2 separate regions of the Homo sapiens genome follow, and region 2 is linked to region 1. The links are chromatin contacts, found by Hi-C or POLR2A ChIA-PET in ENCODE. All regions are on one chromosome and are shown on one strand. The core of a region is the stretch at or near the end of the contact, and the rest is flanking DNA. Distances in the headings are between cores, read along the strand shown.

Region 1 (7,459 bases), core at 1,464-3,963:
AACAACCTATGCAGACCCTACTGACCCCCAAATAAAGGAATAAAAGGCATCACTTGAATTTTAAAGTTTATTTACTTTGAAGTAACCAACTTAAAAAATGGCCTGAGTTAAGTGTATTAAAAAGAAGAAATAGTCGTAAGATGGCAGTATAAATTCATCTCTGCATGTAGAAACCGGAAAAAAAGCAAGTTCAGTACTTCACCAAAAAATTTCAACATTGCAAACACAGGAAATTGAGAACTGACAAACAGAAATACTAGGAAATGCAAAGTCTTGAAGCTCCAAAACAAAAACAGCAATCTTGGAAAGGCCCCTAATCTACCTCCTCAATGGTGGGGCCTGACCCAGACCCTCCCTTGGGACCCTGAGCCCCGAAGCCCCCAGGCCCGGGACCACCGGCACCCTGGTACAGTCCGCTGATGATGGGGTTACACACCTGCTCCAGCTCCTTCCTCTTGTGCTCAAACTCGTCCTTCTCGGCCAAGGTGTTGGCGTCCAGCCACGAGATGACCTCTTGACACTTGTCCAGCACCTTCTTCTTGTCCGCCTCGCTGATCTTGCCCTTGAGCCCCTCATCCTCCACGGCGCTCTTCATGTTGAAGGCGTAGGACTCCAGGGCGTTCTTGGCTGACACCCTCTCGCGCTGCACCTCGTCCTCCGCTTTGTACTTCTCCGCCTCCTGCACCATGCGCTCGATCTCCTCCTTGCTCAGGCGGCCCTTGTCGTTGGTGATGGTGATCTTGTTGGCCTTGCCGGTGCTCTTGTCCGTGGCCGTGACGTTCAGGATGCCGTTGGCATCGATGTCGAAGGTCACCTCGATCTGGGGCACGCCCCTGGGGGCCGGAGGGATGCCGCTCAGCTCGAAGCGCCCCAACAGATTGTTGTCTTTCGTCATGGCCCTCTCGCCCTCGTACACCTGGATCAGCACCCCGGGTTGGTTGTCGGAGTAGGTGGTGAAGATCTGCGTCTGCTTGGTGGGGATGGTGGAGTTGCGCTTGATCAGGGCAGTCATCACGCCTCCGGCCGTCTCCAGCCCCAGCGACAGGGGAGCCACGTCCAGCAGCAGCAGGTCCTGCACGTTCTCGGACTTGTCCCCCATCAGGATGGCCGCCTGCACCGCCGCCCCGTAGGCCACAGCCTCGTCGGGGTTGATGCTCTTGTTCAGGTCGCGCCCGTTGAAGAAGTCCTGCAGCAGCTTCTGCACCTTGGGGATGCGGGTGGAGCCCCCGACCAGGACCAGGTCGTGAATCTGGGCCTTGTCCAGCTTGGCGTCGCGCAGAGCCTTCTCCACGGGCTCCAGGGTGCTTCGGAACAGGTCGGAGCACAGCTCCTCGAACCTCGCCCTGGTGATGGACGTGTAGAAGTCGATGCCCTCAAACAGGGAGTCGATCTCCAGGCTGGCCTGGGTGCTGGACGACAGGGTCCTCTTGGCCCTCTCGCAGGCGGTGCGCAGCCGCCTCACGGCTCGCTTGTTCTGGCTGATGTCCTTCTTGTGTTTTCTCTTGAACTCCTCCACGAAGTGGTTCACCAGCCTGTTGTCAAAGTCCTCCCCACCCAGGTGGGTGTCCCCGGCCGTGGCCTTCACCTCGAAGATGCCGTCGTCGATCGTCAGGATGGACACGTCGAAGGTGCCCCCGCCCAGGTCAAAGATGAGCACGTTGCGCTCCCCCTTGCCCGTTCTGTCCAGGCCGTAGGCGATGGCGGCGGCCGTGGGCTCGTTGATGATCCGCAGCACGTTGAGCCCCGCGATCACACCCGCATCCTTGGTGGCCTGGCGCTGCGAGTCGTTGAAGTAGGCCGGCACGGTGATCACCGCGTTGGTCACCGGGTAGCCCAGGTACGCCTCGGCGATCTCCTTCATCTTGGTCAGCACCATGGACGAGATCTCCTCGGGGTAGAATGCCTTGGTCTCCCCCTTGTAGCTCACCTGCACCTTGGGCTTGTCTCCGTCGTTGATCACCTGGAAAGGCCAGTGCTTCATGTCCGACTGCACCACCGGGTCGCCGAACTTGCGGCCAATCAGCCGCTTCGCGTCAAACACGGTGTTCTGCGGGTTCAGCGCCACCTGGTTCTTGGCCGCATCCCCGATGAGCCGCTCGGTGTCCGTGAAGGCCACGTAGCTGGGGGTGGTGCGGTTGCCCTGGTCGTTGGCGATGATCTCCACCTTGCCGTGTTGGAACACCCCCACGCAGGAGTAGGTGGTGCCCAGGTCGATGCCGATCGCCGCGGCTTTGGCCATGCCGGTTCCCTGCTCTCTGTCGGCTCCGCTCTGAGATTGGGGGCTGGAAACGGAACACTGGATCCGCGAGAAGAGCTCGGTCCTTCCGGACGCCGGAAACTCGACGCGCCGGTGCCTGCAGCCGCACAGGTTCGCTCTGGGAAGCCTTGGGACAACGGGAGTCACTCTCGAAAAAGGTAGTGGACTGTCGCAGCAGCTCCTCAGGCTAGCCGTTATCCGGACCGCTTGCCCCTGGGCTTTTATAAGTCGTCACGGAGACCCGCCTTTTCCCTTCTGAGCCAATCACCGAGCTCGATGAGGCTGCCAGGTCGGGAATATTCCAGGGTTTTCGCCTCCCGTCCTGCCCCCCAGCCTTCCTTGGACCAATCAGAGGCCAGAGTGCCGCCCCCTGCTCAGAACTCTCCAGAGTCTTCTGGGATTCACTGGAGGGGACAGGGACCCTGAGAGGAAGGGGGAGTGGCGGTGGGAAGGGTGTTGGTCTCCATGGCGATGCTGACCGCCTGCGCTTCAGCGCCTAATTGACAGGAAGGGTCGGCGCTGGGCTTTTAATTGTGGGGGCTTGCTGGGCCTGCGCAGTTGTGGGCAGGGGGCTGGTGCGGGGAGCGGGTTACGCGCGTCCAGGGGAGGGTGGGGGCGTTTGTGTTGACACCGCCCGGCCACGTTACAATGGAGATACTGTCTCTGACCTCATGGGCCAGTTTGGAAAAAGATTACTGAGTTGGAGCCGTCTCAAATTTGCAGGGAGGGACGGGGTGGGGGGTGGGGGGACCCCGGTTGTGCAGTTTGATATTGAGGGAGCCCCCACCTACTCGCTGGGGCTGCGTAATCTGGACGTTTCCAAACTGAAGCGAAGGCGTCGGGAGACTAGGTGAGCCAGTAGGGATCTGATTGATTGTGAACCTGAAAGGCTCAGTAGGTCCTTGTTTGGGAAAGTACTGGAAAGTTCCCTAGTTGGTTTAAGCCTGAGGTATGTGGGCGTTGGCTGATCCGGGTAGGAGGAGCACTTGGGGAAAGCTAAGATGGCTTCAGATTGATTGGTCGGAGCAGCCAGAATGGGGGAGGCGGGGGAAGGGAGTGCGGCCTGTCGGGGAAATGGGGAGGCGGGGAAGGCGGGGTAAGGGGGAGGCGGGGTAACTGGGAAGCGGGGGAAAGGGAGTGCGGCCTAGGAATCTGCGGTGTGGAGAGGGATAGACACTAAACCCTTTATTTTATTTTTATTTATTTATTTTTAATTTTTTTTTTTTTTTTGAGACGGAGTCTCGCTCTGTCGCCCAGGGTGGAGTGCAGTGGCACGATCTTGGCTCACTGCAAGCTCTGCCTCCCGAGTTCAGGCCATTCTCCTGCCTCAGCCTTCCGAGTAGCAGGGACTGCAGGCGCCCGCCACCGCGCCCGGCTAATTGCTCCACCTCCCGGGTTCAAGCTATTCTCCTGCCTCAGCCATCCGAGTAGCTGGAACTACTGGCGCCCGCCACCACGCCCAGCTAATTTTTTCTATTTTTTAGTAGAGACGAGGTTTCACCGTGTTAGCCAGGATGGTAGCCAGGATGGTCTCGTTCTCCTGACCCCGTGATCCGCCCGCCTCGGCCTCTCAAAGTGCTGGGATTACAGGCGTGAGCCACCGCCCCCCGCCCTTAAACCCTTTATTGATCAGTTATTGGCTCCAGAAAACAGGAGTTTTATTTAGGAGAAGGATACAGATACTGTCTGGAGTGCCATGTCGTTTGAGAAAACTGGAAGGCTTGTGGTTTTCTAGCAGTCATCTTCAGCCTGACTGGAATTTACTGCCGGTGAACCCCTAATAGAGAATATTATCCCAGGAAGGCAGCAGAACTCAAGTGTGGAGGCTGATGTCTCTTGAAGAGACCAGAATGTACACTACTCTTGGGTCATAAAGAGACAGAATCCCACAGTAAAATATATAGGAACAGGACAGTAGAATTAGGTCACTTGGGAAATTGAAAACAATATACAGCTACTTGCTTCCCAACTTCTTTGAGTAGCTGAGAATACTTTTGTCTACCCTGTCCAAAAAGCAGTCTGCCATGACAGTAGCGTCTCCATGTATTTGTATAGGCTTGCTCATAGCAACATTATTCTGTAAATTCTGTAATCTGTATCCATCGAGAGATAGATAAGCAAAATGTATATAGGCCGGGTGCGGTGGTGGCTCATGCCTGCCATCCCAGAACTTAGGGAGACCGAGGCGGGCGGATCACTTAAGGTTAGGAGTTTGAGACCATCCTGGTCAACATGGTGAAACTCTGTTTTTACTAAAAATACAAAAATTATCTGGGCGTGGCAGTGCACGCCTGTAGTCCCAGCTCCTCGGGAGGCTGAGGCTGGAGAATTAGCTTGAACCCAGGAGGTGGAGGTTGCAGTGAGCCAAGATCATGCCACTGCACTCCAGCCTGGGTAACAGAGTGAGACTCTGTCTCAAAACAAAATCAAAAACAGTGGTATATAAATATGAATATTACTCAGCCTTAGGAAGGAAATTGTGACATGTTACAACATGGATGAAACCTGTGCACATAAGCTAAGTGACATAAGCAAAGTCACAAAAGGATAAATACTGTATAATTCCACTTATATGAAGTTACAAGAGTAGTCAAATTCATAGAGATAGAAAAAAGAGGTCGGGCGCCTTGGCTCAAGCCTATAATCCTAACACTTGGTGACTTGGAGGTGGGAGGAGGTTTCCTTGAGCTCAGGAGTGAGAAACTAGCTTGGGCAACAGGGAGACCTGGTCTCTACAAAAAAATAAAAAATTAGCTGGGTGTGGTGGCATTCACCTGTGGTCCAAGCTACTTGGGAGGCTGAGACAAAAGGATCCTATGAGCCTGGGAGGTCAAGACTGCAGTGAGCCATGATTACACCACTGCAGTGCAGCCTGCGTGACAAAACGAGACCCTGTCTCTAAAAAATGAGAAAAAAAAATGGTTGTTACCAGGCGATAAAGGGAGGGGAAAACGGGAGTTACTTAATGAGTATACAGTTTCAGTTTTGCGAGATGAACAGAATTCTGGAAATTGGTTGAACACCGCTGTGATTGAACTCACTACCAAACTCTACACTTAAAAATGGTTAAGATGGTACAATTTGTATGTATTTTACCACAATAAAAAATAAAAAATAGGCTGGGCGAGATGTTCACTCCTGTAATCCCAGTACTTGGGGAGGCTGGGGCTGAAGGATCGTTTGAGCCCTGAAGGAGTTTGAGACCAGCCTGAGCAACATAAGGAGACCCCATCTGTACACAAAATTAAAACATTAGCCAGGCAGAGAGCTGGTCACGGTGGCTCACGTATGTAATCCCAGCACTTTGGGAGGCCGAGGCGGGCGGATCACCTGAGGTCAGGAGTTTGAGACCAGCCTGGCCAACATAGTGAAACCGTGAAACCCCATCTCTACTAAAAATACAAAAATTAGCTGGGCGTGGTGGTGCCCTCATAATCCCAGCCACTCGGGAGGCTGAGACAGGAGAATCGCTTGAACTCAGGAGGTGGAGGTTGCAGTGAGCCTAGATCACACCACTGCAGTCCAAAGCAAGACTCCGTCTCAAAAAAAAAAAAAATTAGCCGGGCATGTTGTCTCCAGTTATTCTGGAGGCTAAGGCAGGAAGATTGCTGGAGCCTAGGAGATCAAAGCTGCAGTGAGCTATGACTGCGCCTCTGCACTCCAACCTGGGTGACAGAGGAAGACCCTGTCTCAAAAAAATAAATAACATTGAAAAGCACTCTCCCAAAACAGTATCTTATTCTTTCTCCATAGGCCTCAGAGAACCATGGCTACTGCCAAGGGAATCGCCATAGGCATCGACCTGGGCACCACCTACTCCTGTGTGGGGGTGTTCCAGCACGGCAAGGTGGAGATCATCGCCAACGACCAGGGCAACCGCACCACCCCCAGCTACGTGGCCTTCACAGACACCGAGCGGCTCATTGGGGATGCGGCCAAGAACCAGGTAGCAATGAATCCCCAGAACACTGTTTTTGATGCTAAACGTCTGATCGGCAGGAAATTTAATGATCCTGTTGTACAAGCAGATATGAAACTTTGGCCTTTTCAAGTGATTAATGAAGGAGGCAAGCCCAAAGTCCTTGTGTCCTACAAAGGGGAGAATAAAGCTTTCTACCCTGAGGAAATCTCTTCGATGGTATTGACTAAGTTGAAGGAGACTGCTGAGGCCTTTTTGGGCCACCCTGTCACCAATGCAGTGATTACCGTGCCAGCCTATTTCAATGACTCTCAACGTCAGGCTACTAAGGATGCAGGTGTGATTGCTGGACTTAATGTGCTAAGAATCATCAATGAGCCCACGGCTGCTGCCATTGCCTATGGTTTAGATAAAGGAGGTCAAGGAGAACGACATGTCCTGATTTTTGATCTGGGTGGAGGCACATTTGATGTGTCAATTCTGACCATAGATGATGGGATTTTTGAGGTAAAGGCCACTGCTGGGGACACTCACCTGGGTGGGGAGGACTTTGACAACAGGCTTGTGAGCCACTTCGTGGAGGAGTTCAAGAGGAAACACAAAAAGGACATCAGCCAGAACAAGCGAGCCGTGAGGCGGCTGCGCACCGCCTGCGAGAGGGCCAAGAGGACCCTGTCGTCCAGCACCCAGGCCAACCTAGAAATTGATTCACTTTATGAAGGCATTGACTTCTATACATCCATCACCAGAGCTCGATTTGAAGAGTTGTGTGCAGACCTGTTTAGGGGTACCCTGGAGCCTGTAGAAAAAGCGCTTCGGGATGCCAAGATGGATAAGGCTAAAATCCATGACATTGTTTTAGTAGGGGGCTCCACCCGCATCCCCAAGGTGCAGCGGCTGCTTCAGGACTACTTCAATGGACGTGATCTCAACAAGAGCATCAACCCTGATGAGGCCGTAGCATATGGGGCTGCGGTACAAGCAGCCATCCTGATGGGGGACAAGTCTGAGAAGGTACAGGACCTGCTGCTGCTGGACGTGGCTCCCCTGTCCCTGGGGCTGGAGACGGCTGGGGGCGTGATGACTGCCCTGATAAAGCGCAACTCCACCATCCCCACCAAGCAGACACAGATTTTCACCACCTACTCTGACAACCAACCCGGGGTGCTGATCCAGGTGTATGAGGGCGAGAGGGCCATGACAAAGGACAACAACCTGCTGGGGCGGTTTGACCTGACTGGAATCCCTCCAGCACCCAGGGGAGTTCCTCAGATCGAGGTGAC
Region 2 (7,459 bases), core at 1,221-3,720, 360 kb before region 1:
TGGCCCTTCGGGGCCCCCGTCCTCCTCCTCCGCTGCTGCCATGGCCGGTTTTGTTTCGCCCCACGTACCCTTCAGTCCCCCCAAATACACATACACACGCCCCAACAAACCAGAAACCACCTCCTGCCCACGATCGTTGGGCAGGCTTCAAGGTTTCCTAATCACTATTGGTCTGAATGCCTGCCAGTCACAAAGAATTCAAAAGAAAGGATTGGCCCAAAGGGTAGGGGCGGGAAAAGGTTAGTGCAGTCCTGCCTTCGCACAATGGCTATTGGCTGATACGGTCTAAGTCAATGTGCAATGCCAAGGGATTGGTAATAACTCGCTACACGCTGTCGCCTGGCCAAGGAGGGCTTTATTCGTCTGAGTAGTTGTCAGTCATAACCAAAGCCATAAGCAATTTGCTCGGGACTACCTATAGACCTCGCCCACTATAAGCCCCTTTCTTTCCTTCGCTTCCTCTTTTAGAGAATGTCCGGATTGCTATTGGACTTTGGAGCGTATGGCTCCAAATCAACTCATTGGCTAAAACTTGACGGAAAATGGTGGTTAGGTAAAACGCGCCTGCGCAGCACGCGGCGGGACGGGGGTGGGCCAATCCTGTGAGGGTTTAACCTTCTCTTTTTCCACCTCTTCACCCCTATCTTGTCGCCATGGTGACTGCTCTACAATTGGCGAGGCTTGCACTTCAAAGTCCTAGGCTCGCTTCATCCGGGTCCTTCAGCTGTGGACTTTCTGCTGATTGGGCCTTTTCCTTTTCCCCTGATTGGCCGACATCGGGAAAGACGGCGAAGAGCTAGGAAAAGAGGGAAAACACTAGGGTCGCAGGGTTCAAAATGGCTCCAACCTCCTTTGGTGACGTAGAGAGCAGAACTTGGGTCTGCCCCTCCCTTTTAGTTAAGGGAGCAGAACTGGGATTAGCCCGACGTTTGGATAGTGGGAACATCGATCTGCGGCGCTGGTGTTAACCCAACTCATTCGGCTGGACGACTCAGCCCTCCCCATATTAGGTGATTTACAGAGCAAAACTGAACTAAAGGCCCACCCCTTTCTTAATGTTGTACACAGAGTAGAACAGGATTGACTTCAACTCCGTTTTAAACCTTCAGAGCAGGAAAGCTCTGGGCTCAACCCCTTTGTGAGTGGTGCAAAAGGGACAAAGCCCGCCCCTTTTAAGGAGACCCGCGGAGGCTAGACCCGCCCTTTCCTCTTTATAATTTGCCCATCAGAAATAGGGTCTTCTTCCCAGGTTGGACCCCGGGGAGTTTGGGCTTTTCCTACAATCACTGACCCTCACTGTGACTAAAGGAGCAGAATTAGGTAACAGTCCTCCCACTACCAATCCTCTTCCCGAGGGCATGTAAACTAATGCAGGGTAAAGGTGTGGCTAGAGGGGGGACCTTGATAAAAGATCCCATGTGACTCAAGAGTAAGGAAAGATGAGAAGTTAGCAGTTGCGTAAAGAAGGACTGGGGCAGATGAGGATTCAGGAAGCTTGAGGTTTAGGAAGGAAGATATTGAGAGGGAAAGGTGGAAATGAAGGAGAGTGAAGTGATGGAATGATCCTAGTAAAGGGATAATGGGAGTGGAGGAAGAGAAGAGGGGGTGGAAAACTAGATACATGGCTACCAAATTAAGGAGGCACGCGCATTCCAGAGGAATCGGCATTCTTCCTCACTTTTTATTTTTCTAGAAAGCACCCCTGAAGCCAAATTTCCATTGGAAGAAAAGATGTACCCATATTGTATGTTGTGAGAAGGGGTTGTCTCAGCTTGGGCAAGTAAGGAGACTGATACGAAGGAAGTAGGAAAGAAAAGGTACAGAGGTAAAAGAGCATGGAAAAGGAAAGGGTCAGGGATAAGGCCAAAGAGATCTCTTCTCTTTAAAGGCCAGAGAAGGCAGGTGGAGGGGGGAGCTGGACTGCTGGGAGATAGTGAGGGACAAAGGGCAAAGGAAACCAGACCAGAGGACTGGAGAGTGAGATGGAGTGAGATGGAGTCCTGGAGAGAAAAAGAAGAGAGGTGAACTTAATGCTTGTCATATGGTAGGTAGATGCTTGATAAATGTTTAGAATTGAATGGGTACGGGAAAAGGGGTCCTTAAGAATAGTTGGGGGGAATAAGCAGCAGATAACCGGAGTTGAGAAAAAAAGAGACCAAGTAAAAGTGGCAGTTAAAAGAGAGCTGATGGAGAATAAAGGAAGGAATGTGCGGAAGGAGGAATACAGCACCAGGGGATCCAGAGCTGAAAGGGAGTTAGAGAAAAAAAAGATGCAGCTGGAGCCAGAGATGGGGGCAAAGACCGAGGGAGAGCCCTGGGGCGGGGCTCGCAAGAGGACACTGGTAGATGTGGGGAGGAGATGCCAGAGTTTCTGGGAGACGATTGGCAAAACAGGCTGCCCATCACCGCCCTCCACTTCCTGGCCGGCCCCGGAAACCAGCAGGCGTTGGGGAGGGGTGGCGGGGGAATAGCGGCGGCAGCAGCCCCAGCCCTCAGAGAGACAGCAGAAAGGGAGGGAGGGAGGGTGCTGGGGGGACAGCCCCCCACCATTCCTACCGCTATGGGCCCAACCTCCCACTCCCACCTCCCCTCCATCGGCCGGGGCTAGGACACCCCCAAATCCCGTCGCCCCCTTGGCACCGACACCCCGACAGAGACAGAGACACAGCCATCCGCCACCACCGCTGCCGCAGCCTGGCTGGGGAGGGGGCCAGCCCCCCAGGCCCCCTACCCCTCTGAGGTGTGGGCGGGAAAGGGATGGGAGGAGGAGGGAAGAGGGTGCTGAAAGCGACTAGGATGAGGGGAAGGGGAGAGATTGGGTCTGGGAGGGCCGACTGGGGGAGAGGGTTGCTGGGGAAAGGAGAGGGGCCGACTGGGAAGAGGGTTGCTGGGGATAGGAGAGGGGACCTGAGAGGGAGGAAGGATGGAAGAGACCTGGGAGGGAGGAGAAATGGAAACCCTTGTGAATTTGGGACTGGGAGCGTGCACAGGGAATCCTGGAGAGGGAATTCCCTACACCTTCCCCAATTCCTTTTCTTGCCCTTTGACCCCACATGACTCTTGAAGGGTCATGAGGGGAGAAGGCCAGCAGAATTTGCCTCTTAGGAATACCCTTAGGTGCCTCTGTTTCCATCTAGGCACAGGACCTCTTGTTTCTCAGTGGCCTTCCACACTGCTAGACCCTTACTGACACACAAATGCCTTATGGGAGCCATGTTTTCTACATTGAGTCTGTGTGCCTTTGACATGTTTAATGGCTTGTGTGCAACTAGGTTGTCCCAATGCTATCCATAGGCTGTGTAGAAATGGTGTGTTATTTTCTATCAGAATTGCCCATTCTTCATTCTTGTGTCCATGTCTCACATCCAGTTTTGACATGTTTTAAGTACCGCATGTGTGTGAGTTTTCATATATTGCACCTGTTCTATAATTTCATGTTACTTGCACATTTTATGTTTTGGCATGTTTATTTCAGCATGTGAAGGTTATATACCTTATTTTGCTTTGGCTGACATGTCCATGGTCCTACCATTTGCAGTAGTCTTCATGTGTGGGATCCCATGGCTTGGCTGAATACCCCACACTCTGATGTCTGACTGAATTGGCCTGTTTGCTGTGTTTTCCCAGTCACAGTTCACAGAACACATGTGTATGCGCCTTTGCATGATACACTGATGTAACAGGACCATAGAATGTGTGTTATAAATTTGTCATCAGTATATTTTGTGAGCCGTATGCTCATTAAATTTGGCCCTCCATTGCATTTCTAAATCCTTGGACTTTTGTTCTCCAAAGAGGGTCACTTAATATCAAGTGTTAAGAGAAGAAGGTAACTGGGTCTCCAGGTCTGCAAAGAACCATCCCTGCATGCCTTACCTTGGTGACCTCCCTGGCCCATACCTCTCTACACAAACATTATCTTTCCAGTGGCTGTGTACAGTCTGTGTCCATGAGCTCAATGCATGTCACAGGGTCAATCCTGCTGTGAACCCCATTGTTGGTATTTATTTATGGACATTATCCTCCATTCTTTGCACTGTTGGCACACATTTGATGAGAGCAGCATCTTTCCCTGTGGCATCTTGATCCCATTCGGTACATTTCTCTTGTGAGATGACCTCTTCCTGATTATTGTTACTCTGCCTTCATTATGGCTATGTATTGCATGTATCTATTCAGAGTCGGTTACCATTAGGCTTGGTGTGTTCGTTACTTTCTCAGTGACTTCTTTTAGTAGTCACTTCTACTCAAGAGGATAACTATCTAATTTGTGATCAGAACCGCCATCTCTGTCATTAACTGTGGCTCTATGGGTGGGTATACAGCCTTAGAATCTGTTCAGCAAGTGTTTATTGAGCACCTACTCCATCTCCTATTGTCCTGGCACTGGAGATAAGACAGAGTCCCTGTCCTTAAGCTGCTTACAGCCTAAGGAGGGAAACAAAAACGCCAGTCAACACATAGTGTGTTGTCAAGATCAGTGGTTCTTAAATTCAGGCGCACATCAGACTCACCAGAGGGCTTGTTGAAATACAGATTGCTAGCCAGCCACGATGGCTCACACCTGTAATCCCAACAGTTTGGAAGGCTGAGGCAGGAGGATCGCGTGAGTCCAGGAGTTCAAAACCAGCCTGAGTGACAGAGTGAGAAAAAGAAAAACAGATTGCTGGACCTAATGCCCAGAATTTCTGATTCAGTAGATCTGGGGTGAAGTCTAATAATTTGCATTTCTATACTTCGAGACCCGCTGATCAAGATAAAAGTGTAAGGAAAGCACAGGCCTGGAGGGGTTCAGGCAGCCCTCCAAAAGGTGACACTGAGCTGTGTGAGGCAGGAGAAGAGACAGGCATTCCAGCCAAAGGGAACAGCATGTTCAAGGTGGGGAAGCATGAAAGATCATGGTGTCTGAGGAACTGAAGTGAATCAGTTTGACTGGAACAAAGAGTTTTGTGAGGATGTGGTCGAAGATGTAAGCAGAAGTCAACTTATCAAGAAGAGCCTTTAGGCAAGACAGGGAAATGCTCTGTGTTTCAGAAAAATCTGTGCTAACAGAAAAATCTCTGTGGTTGCTACGTGGAAGATGGATTGGAGGGAGTTGGGAGCCTACTCCACATAGTTCAGGGGAGAAATGATGCTGTTCTGAACTTGTAGGGGCAGTGGGATGGAGCAGCTCAGAAAGCCTACGGTATTCCAACTGGCAGGGTCTCCTGTTTCCTCTATTGCCTGTTACCTTCTCGCTTGGCAATAGGCTTACCTTTGAGCATAGCCCTTCCCATCATGGGAAGACAGTGCCTGTGGCCTCAGTAGGAATGACAGGTATTTGCCTGAACACCCTTTTTGTGAATTGTTACCCTGCCCCCAACACTGGGGCAGAGTGGAGGAAGGAGGAAGAACCTAGAACACAGGTTCTGTGTTCCTGCCTCTCTTCCTCTTGAGCCCTTTCCTCTCCCAGGGCAAGTGCTGTTAGGTCACCTTTACTCCATTCCCTCCTTTTTTCACTTGGTGAGGCCTCACACACTGTACCTGCCCACGCAAAGTGTCACTAGAAGGAAGGGAAAGGGTAGTAGGATTCGTTTGCCTGTCTGGAGGTAGGATTGGTCTTTGTAGCTATTCCAGGTATGTCCATAAGTTTACCTAGGAATAGGGGAGCTGCCTGGGTGGAGAGGGATTTTTCTAGTTATGCATTTACATTCTTTTATCTGTCACTGGGTGTAATTATAAATTTGTGTCTATGTGTGAACATGTTAGTCTTTGTATGACTGTGTGTCTGTTGGCATTAGTGACACGAACTTTTAATCTTGCCATTTGGCCCTTGGGTATATGGCTGTGAGTGTTCTGTCACAATCACCATATATGCTGTGTGCTGTGTTCGTATATATATATGCAATACATACCAGTGTCAGCGTAATGGAGTGGTTAGGAACACAGGCGGCTTAGATTTAACCTAGAAACTGCTGTTTAGGAGCTGTATGACCTCAGGTAAGTTATTTAGCCTCCCTGGGCCTATTTCCTATAAAATGTAAATAGTAATAGTACTTTCTAGACTATCATATGCATCATTTTAAGAGTTTAACTTAATGTATAGACCAGTACTGTTCTACAGAAATATAATGCAAGCCACAATGTAATTTTTTTATGGTAGCCACATTTTTACAAGGCAAAAAGAGTGAAATTAATTTTAGTAATATATTTTCTTGAATCTGATAACATCCAAAAGATTATAATTTCTTTTTTTTTTTTTGGAAATGGAGTCTCACTCCATTGCCCAGGCTAGAGTGCAGTGGCGTGATCTTGGCTCACTGCAACCTCCGCCTCCCGGATTCAAGCGATTCTCCTGCCTCAGCCTCCCGAGTAGCTGGGATTAAAGGCATGCGCCAACAGGCCCGGCTAATTTTTGTATTTTTAGTAGAGACGGGGTTTCACCATGTTGGTCAGGCTGGTCCTGAACTCCTGACCTCGTGATCTGCCCACCTCGGCTTCCCAAAGTGCTGGGATTACAGGCGTGAGCCACTGCGCCCGGCCCAAGATTATAATTTCAAAATGTAGTCAGCATAAAAGATTAGTAATGGATATCTCACATTTTGTTTTTTATTCAGTCTTTGAAATCTGATGTGTATTTTACATTTCCAGCACATCTCAGTTCAGACTAGCTGCATTTCAAGTAGCCACATGTAGGTGGTGGCTACTTTCTCGGACAGCACAAGTATAGACCATTATAAGACCCTTACCAGCTACAAGTGTTAGCTATTATTCTTGTTGTCATTTATTATCAGGTATCTGTGAATTGTAGATGTCTGTGTCTTGTGTCTCTTGTCTGAATATATCCGGAGCCTTTGGGAAGAGTGGTGGGAGAGCAGTCCTGAGCTCTTTCTCCACCACCCTCATCCTAGAGAGCCTTCCTGGGAAGGTTTCAATGAGACCCCTGCCCCAGTTTGTGTCTCAGGCCCTTGTCCTCATAGCACCAGCCCCCAGCCCTGCCTTCTGTGCCTTGCCTACCCCACTCTCCTCCAGAAACCAGGCTGATTGTCCCTTGCCCCATCCCCTGCAGGTGGCCAGAATGGATTTGTGGCCAGGGGCATGGATGCTGCTGCTGCTGCTCTTCCTGCTGCTGCTCTTCCTGCTGCCCACCCTGTGGTTCTGCAGCCCCAGTGCCAAGTACTTCTTCAAGATGGCCTTCTACAATGGCTGGATCCTCTTCCTGGCTGTGCTCGCCATCCCTGTGTGTGCCGTGCGAGGACGCAACGTCGAGAACATGAAGTGAGGGGCAAGGGGTCTTGGGCAATGAGGGAACCTAAGGGTACAAAGTGAGTAGTGGATTGGGGGAAGGGGGCATGGTGTGTGTAGAAAAGACTGAGAGAGACCAGAGACAGGGAATGGGGAGAGGACTGCAAAGGTGGTCAGAAAGACAGTAAGGTGGGGGGAGCTGAGGCATGCAGATGGACATCAATGGATCCCACTG

Evidence for each region. A loop is a pair of places that touch in the nucleus more often than their neighbours do. ChIA-PET counts read pairs that join two places held with the same protein, here RNA polymerase II (POLR2A). Pooled maps may share reads with other maps.
Region 2: a loop to region 1 is called in a pooled map, with 3 times the contacts of the local background. The contact joins the promoter of AGPAT1 here to the promoter of HSPA1L in region 1. A Hi-C loop is called at or near these places in 2 of 168 maps with a recorded cell type or tissue (K562 and sigmoid colon), 1 of 37 single-sample maps with no recorded cell type and 11 of 50 pooled maps. POLR2A ChIA-PET finds 5 or more read pairs at or near these places in 7 of 52 experiments (A673, HEK293, HEK293T and 4 more).

What each region holds. Positions count from the first base shown.
Region 1 is chr6:31,810,537-31,817,995 of GRCh38, reverse strand. HSPA1L (heat shock protein family A (Hsp70) member 1 like) reads left to right here and starts at 2,713. Exons shown (of 2, transcript NM_005527.4): 1 at 2,713-3,107; 2 at 6,011-7,459. The coding sequence starts at 6,024. HSPA1A (heat shock protein family A (Hsp70) member 1A) reads right to left here and starts at 2,453. Exons shown (of 1, transcript NM_005345.6): 1 at 54-2,453. The coding sequence starts at 2,239. The coding sequence ends at 314. RefSeq lists enhancers at 675-1,244, 1,245-1,814, 2,521-3,350.
Region 2 is chr6:32,171,095-32,178,553 of GRCh38, reverse strand. AGPAT1 (1-acylglycerol-3-phosphate O-acyltransferase 1) reads left to right here and starts at 2,470. Exons shown (of 7, transcript NM_006411.4): 1 at 2,470-2,740; 2 at 7,049-7,257. The coding sequence starts at 7,058. It overlaps RNF5 (ring finger protein 5), which reads right to left and starts at 149. Exons shown (of 6, transcript NM_006913.4): 1 at 1-149. The coding sequence starts at 42. RefSeq lists an enhancer at 1-389.